Linked DNA regions of Homo sapiens: region 1 is linked to region 2. A link is a contact called in ENCODE Hi-C or POLR2A ChIA-PET data. All regions are on one chromosome and are shown on one strand. Each heading gives the region's core, a stretch centred on a gene start or an enhancer-like site at or near the end of the contact. The rest is flanking DNA. Distances are from core to core; before and after follow the strand shown. Region 1 overlaps LOC107985440 (a long non-coding RNA gene). Region 2 overlaps BFSP1 (beaded filament structural protein 1).

Region 1 (3,552 bases), core at 514-3,013, 320 kb after region 2:
CCCTCTTCCAGAGGTTTCCCTTCTGAGAGCAGCTCTAGAGGCTTTATTTTGAAAATCAAGGTAGCCCATTACCCCAGTTAGCACAACGAAGGGCTGGGTTAGGAAGTGGGTGCCTCCTCCAGAGGCCAAGGGAGAGGGGAAGTGTTTGTGGAAGTCCCTTCTTTTACCAGGTGTGGTGAAAAAGATGCTGAGCGGCAGCTAAGGGTACCTGGACTTAGCTCAGTCATTAAGTGTGCGACCTTGAGTAGGTGATTTCACCCTTGGACCTAAGAATAGAAACTGGGTATAGTGGCTCCTCCCTGAGGAGAGTACAGGGAAGAGAGACGCAGTGAACTTTGAACCCACTAGGTTTGGAGATGAAGAGTGGTTCCTGCCAATGGCACAGCCTTCATCTGATCATAAGGAAACAGACAGACCTGAACTTGAGAGCATTTCCTGAAACAATGGGTCCTTTAAAATGCCAGGGCCATGAAGGACAAAGGAAAAAGACCAAGAGACAAGACAGTGGAGGGCAGGGTGTAATCCGGGATCAAATCCTTGACGTGGGGAGGGAGTTTCTATAAGGGACTGTACATCAGATAGTAGCTATGAGTCAGTGTTCTATCTCTTGAATTTGATAAATTGCACCGCAGGTGTGTAAGAAGATGTCTTCATGTTTAGGAGATAGATGCTGAAATATTTAACGATAAAGGGGCAGGAGGTCTCCAACTTTCTAAAGTGTTTCAGAAATTAATAACAGTTTGCGTATATATATGTGAATACGTGTATATACACACATATATAAGAGAGAGAGGCAAATGTTACAAGTTGGGAAACCTGGATGATTTTTGTCTCATTTTTATAAGTTTTTTTCTAAGTGTGAAAGTATTTCAAAACAAAAAGTTAAAAAATAAAAATTGAAAAAAGCAGCGATACATAAGCGCTCTGAGTTTTATGAATTTTAATCAATTAAAGAAGCTTGTTGTTACTCCATTCAGTCATTCATTCAACAAATATTGGCTGAGCTCCTACACTGTGTGGGACACTGTGCTAGGTGTCAGGATGCAGCGAACAAAAGGCCCGGCCTAGCGACCAGACCAAGGTTGGGTCTGCAGTGCATTCCAGGGGCCTCCCCATAACCCCCAACCCCTCCCGCTTTGAGACCCAGGCTCTCCTTGCCCTAGAGGCCAGGCTGTCCCTGCTGCCAGGGGGCCCTTCCTGAGAACTGCCCTCACCTGAAGAGACCCACTTTGACCAAGCTTATGTCCCCTCCTGGCATCCAATGTCTGGTCATTTGGGCCCCCTTGCCTGGACTGGAATAACTCCAAAGACTATCCCAGCTTCAGATCTCCCACAGGGCCAGCTCCAGCCCTCATGGTGACAACATCGCAGTTCAACTCCTCCCTCTGCCCAAGAGCACTGTCCGAAAACTTCCTGCATATAACCTCTGTCTCAGAGTTTGTGTCCGAGGAACATGGTCATTACAGAGTCCCAACAGGAAACAAATGTCACAATCAAATTAAGAGAATTCCAGATGACTTATTAAAAGGACTGTTTACAAAGGTATGGGCAGGGTGTATAAGACCACCAAGAAAAATGCAGTGACCTGGGGCTAGGAACAATTAAGCCTTTACCAAAGGAGATAGCTACGTGGAAAAGGCAACCGTTGGCGGAGTAAGGTCCTTCAGCTGAGACTCAACCAGCCCGAGATGACCCAGCAGAGACGGAGCCACAGGAATAAGCAAATGCCTTTCCTCACTCTCCTCGTCCCCTTCCTGCTACTCCTGCCCGGGCCCCCCATTGGCCACACCCAGCCGGAAGTCTGAAGAAGGATGAGGGTGGCTCTGGTGGCGGACGGAAGACCTCAGTACAGAGTCCCATACAGCACCCGAGCTTGACCCCTCTGGGAGTGTCTGATGAAAGCTCTGGACTCTCCCCAGGAAATGGATCATAAATACACACACACAATTTTACACTTAATTTTAAGGAATTCATGGCTGCTCTCCCAGGAAGCCCAGGCACCCGAGATTAAACACCACAGTGCTATGAAGTGGTAGAAGCAGAGGCACAAAACACGAGTGATTGAAGAAGGGAAGAGAAAAGCAGAAAGAAAGGGAGGGGCACTGATGTCCTCATCTTACAGAGCTGGGAATCAGCGACTGCTGTCAGAAGAGGAAATGCTCATGCAGGAGTCAAAAATAGTCATGAAAGTTCAGACATTGGGAGTAGTGAGCTAAATGCTCATCTTAGGTATTGGGGAGTGAATAGCTGTTGTCTAAAGATGGTAACTGAGGAACGGAGGTATAAGTATGTGATTTGGAGTGTGGAGAAAATCCATAAACAGCAACTGGCAAAAGATGCTGTCTTGGGGGAGTAGGACTGGGAGTGAACAGGGGCAAGTACAGCAGGAGAGACACGATTGCTTTTCATTGTAAGCCTTTCTGATGTAACTGAGTTGTTGCCACTATATAACACACACACACACACACGCACACACATATGTGTCTGTGTGTGTATATATATAACTTTGATAAGTATAATTTTTGTAAAGAAACCTTTCCCTATTAGGATCTTCCAGCACGTCTAACCTCACAAGGCCTCAGAGCCAGTTCAACACACATACCCTTCCAGCAGACTGGCCTGTGCCCACCTGCAGAGCAGAAGTGGCCCTGCTTCAGCCACCTATTTCTGAGTCACAAAATACTCTGAAACTTGGTGACTCAAAACGACAAAAATGTATCATTTCTCTCCATTCTGTGGGTTGACCGGGTGTTTCCTTTGCTTTGCCTAGTGTTAGCTGGGACCCTGGGATGGCTGGAAGGTTACAGAATTGCCTCACTCACATGGCTCCACCGGGCTACTGGCTGGGGATCTGCGGAGCTGTTGACTGGCAGCCTTGGTTCCTCTGTGTGGGCCTCTCCACTTGGCTGCCTGGGCTTCCTCACAGAATGGCAGTGAGGGTCCAAGAAGGAGCCATTAAAGAAGTAAAGGCAGAAGCTGAAAATGACTGAAACCATTATACTTATATAGCATCACTTGCACTGCATTCTACTCATTAAAAGAAGTCAAAGGTCACCTCAGGTCCAAGAGCAGGGAATTAGATTCAATCTCTGAATGATAGCAGTGGCAGAAACAGGAATGCTTCATGGCAGAGGGAAAATACTCCACAGGATGCTCCCATTGCTCCAACAATTCTGCCACCAGCCACACCTCCACGGACTGCCTGCTGGAGACTTCCCATCCAAACTTGTGCTTCTGCACACGTCCCAGCCCTCTCAGATGCATCCTCTCTCTCAGTCTTCTCTGTCCCGTGCAACCCATGGTTCTAGATTGACATGGTCACCTTGGCTTTCGGTGTTTTTATTGTTATCTTAACCTTCATCAGATTTTATTATTTATTTATTTTTTTAAATTTATAATCATCTTCTTGGAGAATGATTCACCAAATTTTAAAATCCCAGACAATATAAACTAAGTCTTCCAAAATACTCTGTATATCCTACTGAACATCATTTCCATCCCTCCCACTGAGAATTATAGTGAACAGATGCAATCAATGTTTAAATTATGTAT
Region 2 (2,700 bases), core at 1-2,500:
GTCCAGTGAAGTGATGACTTGGTTTATAAAAGTGGACTGATGTCTATACCGATGTGGTTTTTACAGCTCCATAATTTAAACCTTTCATCAGAAGGAAGAGTGTTCAGGAAAACCAGTAAGAGCTCCTGTCTCAGGAGCTCAACAGGAATGGAGATGCCTGTGACGAGAGCCACTGTGGCACGGCGTCCACTGCCACCCAGCACCAGCCTGGCCGAGGAGAATGAGACACGGACCCTCCTCTAGAAGGCCGCAGTCCAGCAGGGGAGGCACGCCCAGGGCATCTCAGAGGAAGAAAGGGGCTTCCAGGAGGAGGCAGGACCGGTCCTGGGAACCGAGGAAGGAAAGGGACTTCCAGAAAGGAGAGAAGGAATGAGCAAAGGGGAGGTCCCAGAAACTGCAGGAGGGGTCAGGAGACGAAGAGAAGAGAGGTTGGCCCAGGGTTCCTCCAACGGTGGGGCCATGTGGCAACCTGAACTTTATCCGGAGCCAGGTGACTGCTGTTTCTGCCTGGACCGTTAGATTGCCTGGTTTATATCTGTCTCCCCACTGGGCTGTGAGCCGCTGAGGGCACGACACAGGCAGGAGCCTGACGCGAGCCCCATCTGGAGGGGTGAGCTCTCACCTCAGTCCTTAGGACCCCAGACACCTTTAGGTGTAAGGTTTTTTTTTTGTTTTTGTTTTTGTTTTTGTTTTGTCTTAAAAAAAAAAAAAAGGAAACTCATTACATACTGTCTTACACAAACTAAACCACTAGATGGTGCTAAGTGACTTTAATGAGAAATGAGACATGGGCGGTTCCCACTTTGCAATTTTAAAAAGTGACTTTCTTTACTTCCCTGTCACAGAAACTCTCAGTCCATGCAATTTAGGGAACTAGAATTACCTGTCCTTTCCTCTCCACCTGTCCGAAGTGCTTCCTCCGGGGCTCTTACGGGTATATGTGCACTTATTTGAAGGAGAGGCTTCCAGCTTCCAGCTCCAAGCCCAGGCACTATTCTCCCATCGTCCGCCCAGCGTCTCCCAGACTGAGCCCGCAGAGCCACGTGGAGGGCTTAAACAAGGCGCACCGGCCCGCCCCAGAGCTCCTGGGTCAGTGGTCTGGGGTGCCTGTGAATCTGCATTTCTGACAAGTTCCCAGGTGGTGCCCCCGCTGCTGGGACGGGGACCTCACCCTGACGACCCCTGCTGTGGAGAGTTCGGGAAGCTTCGGACGCCCTAACCATAGGCGGAACCCGCTGCCACGGCCCTGGTGCTAGCAGACGCTCTCTCTCGGCCCGCCCTCCACCGAGTTCCGGCCACAGAGCGGGCCCTGCCCGGCGGTGTGCGGCCACATCTTCCTTCAGCTCTAGCTTAGCTGCTACATTGGGAAGCCACTAAAACCTTTAAAACCAGCAAAAACCCAGCCACAAACATTTGAAATGAGGCCCAAGCCTGGGACACAGGGGGACCAGGTGGAACATTCGCCCACTCCCTGGGACCCGCCCTTACCCTGTGGTTCTCAGTGTGGCTCCTGGACCAGCCGCAGCACCATCACAGGGACACCTAGACATGCAGCATCCCGGGCCACACCCCAGACCCACTGAGTCAGGAGCTCCCGGGCGCACCCAGCCACGTCTGGGTTTTCATCAGAGCTAAGGAGGCAGAATTTTGGCCCCCGTGACCTTTTCCCCTTGGTGCTACACCCTTGAATATGTTACATGGCAAAAAGGGACTTTGCAGATATAATTAAAGTTCTTAATCAGTTACCCTTTTTTAAGGAAAGGAGTTTATTCAAGATTATCCCCTAAAAACAGAAGTCAGAGAAACGTGTAAGTCCAAGTCATTGAGATGAGACGCAGGAAGAGGGTTCAGAGTTCGCTGCCGGCTCCGAACGTGGAGGGGCCTGAAGCCAAGGAGCCTGGGCAGCCCTGACAGCCACTCCTGGCCAGCAGCCGGCAAAGAAACAGGGTCCTCACTCCTGCCAAGAACTTGAATGAGACTGGAAGCAAATTCTCCCCTAACAGCCTCTGGACAAGGGCCCAGGCTGGCCAACATCTTTCTTTCTACCTTTTGAGACCCAGAGCAGAGAAACCGATAGGACCCACCCAGACTTCCCACCTACACAACTGCGATGACACGGGTGCTGGTGGTGACTCATCAAGGCAGCAACAGAAAATGGACACAGCCGTGTTTCATCAGCTACATGCTATAGCTTGTTACTGAGTGAGTATAAGCACATCTGTCATTTTATTTAAAATGATTCAGTAATATTTTGATAACTGTTTTAATATAATTAGTTTCTTTTTTTTTTTTTTTGGAAACGGGGTCTCATTCTGTTGCCCAGGCTGGAGTGCAGTGGCTCAGTCTCAGCTCACTGCAGCCTCAACCTCTCCAGGCTCAGGCAGTCCTCCCATGTCAGCTTCCTAAGTAGCTGGAACCACAGGCACGCACCACCACGCCCAGCTAATTTTTGTATTTTTTGTAGAGGTGGGGTTTCGTCATGTGGCCCAGGCTGGTCTCAAATTCCTGGACTCGAGCAGTCCACTCACCTTGCCCTCCCAAAGTGCTGGCATTACAGGCGTGAGCCACCACACCCAGCCTGGTTTCCTTTAAATTATCTGTATTTTATTTTATGCCTTTACCATCATTTTTCTGAGAAGCGGTCTCCATCAGAATGCCACGGGTGGGAGTGGAGGAGGCAGCACAGAAGAGATGTTTGAG

The links. A loop is a pair of places that touch in the nucleus more often than their neighbours do. ChIA-PET counts read pairs that join two places held with the same protein, here RNA polymerase II (POLR2A). Pooled maps may share reads with other maps.
Region 1: a loop to region 2 is called in a pooled map, with 2.8 times the contacts of the local background. The contact joins two enhancer-like sites. A Hi-C loop is called at or near these places in 2 of 50 pooled maps. POLR2A ChIA-PET finds 5 or more read pairs at or near these places in 2 of 52 experiments (WTC11 and activated T-cell).

The regions. Positions count from the first base shown.
Region 1 is chr20:17,823,633-17,827,184 of GRCh38, forward strand. All of the region lies in intron 2 of LOC107985440 (a long non-coding RNA gene), which reads right to left. Among named protein-coding and RNA genes, the nearest start is that of BANF2, 130 kb to the left of the region's middle. Within about 2 kb of position 1,764, at least 7 of the 41 ENCODE cell types and tissues checked have a DNase peak (open chromatin) inside an H3K27ac peak, as active enhancers do.
Region 2 is chr20:17,504,246-17,506,945 of GRCh38, forward strand. All of the region lies in intron 5 of BFSP1 (beaded filament structural protein 1), which reads right to left. Among named protein-coding and RNA genes, the nearest start is that of BFSP1, 26 kb to the right of the region's middle. RefSeq lists an enhancer at 267-790. Within about 2 kb of position 1,251, at least 19 of the 41 ENCODE cell types and tissues checked have a DNase peak (open chromatin) inside an H3K27ac peak, as active enhancers do.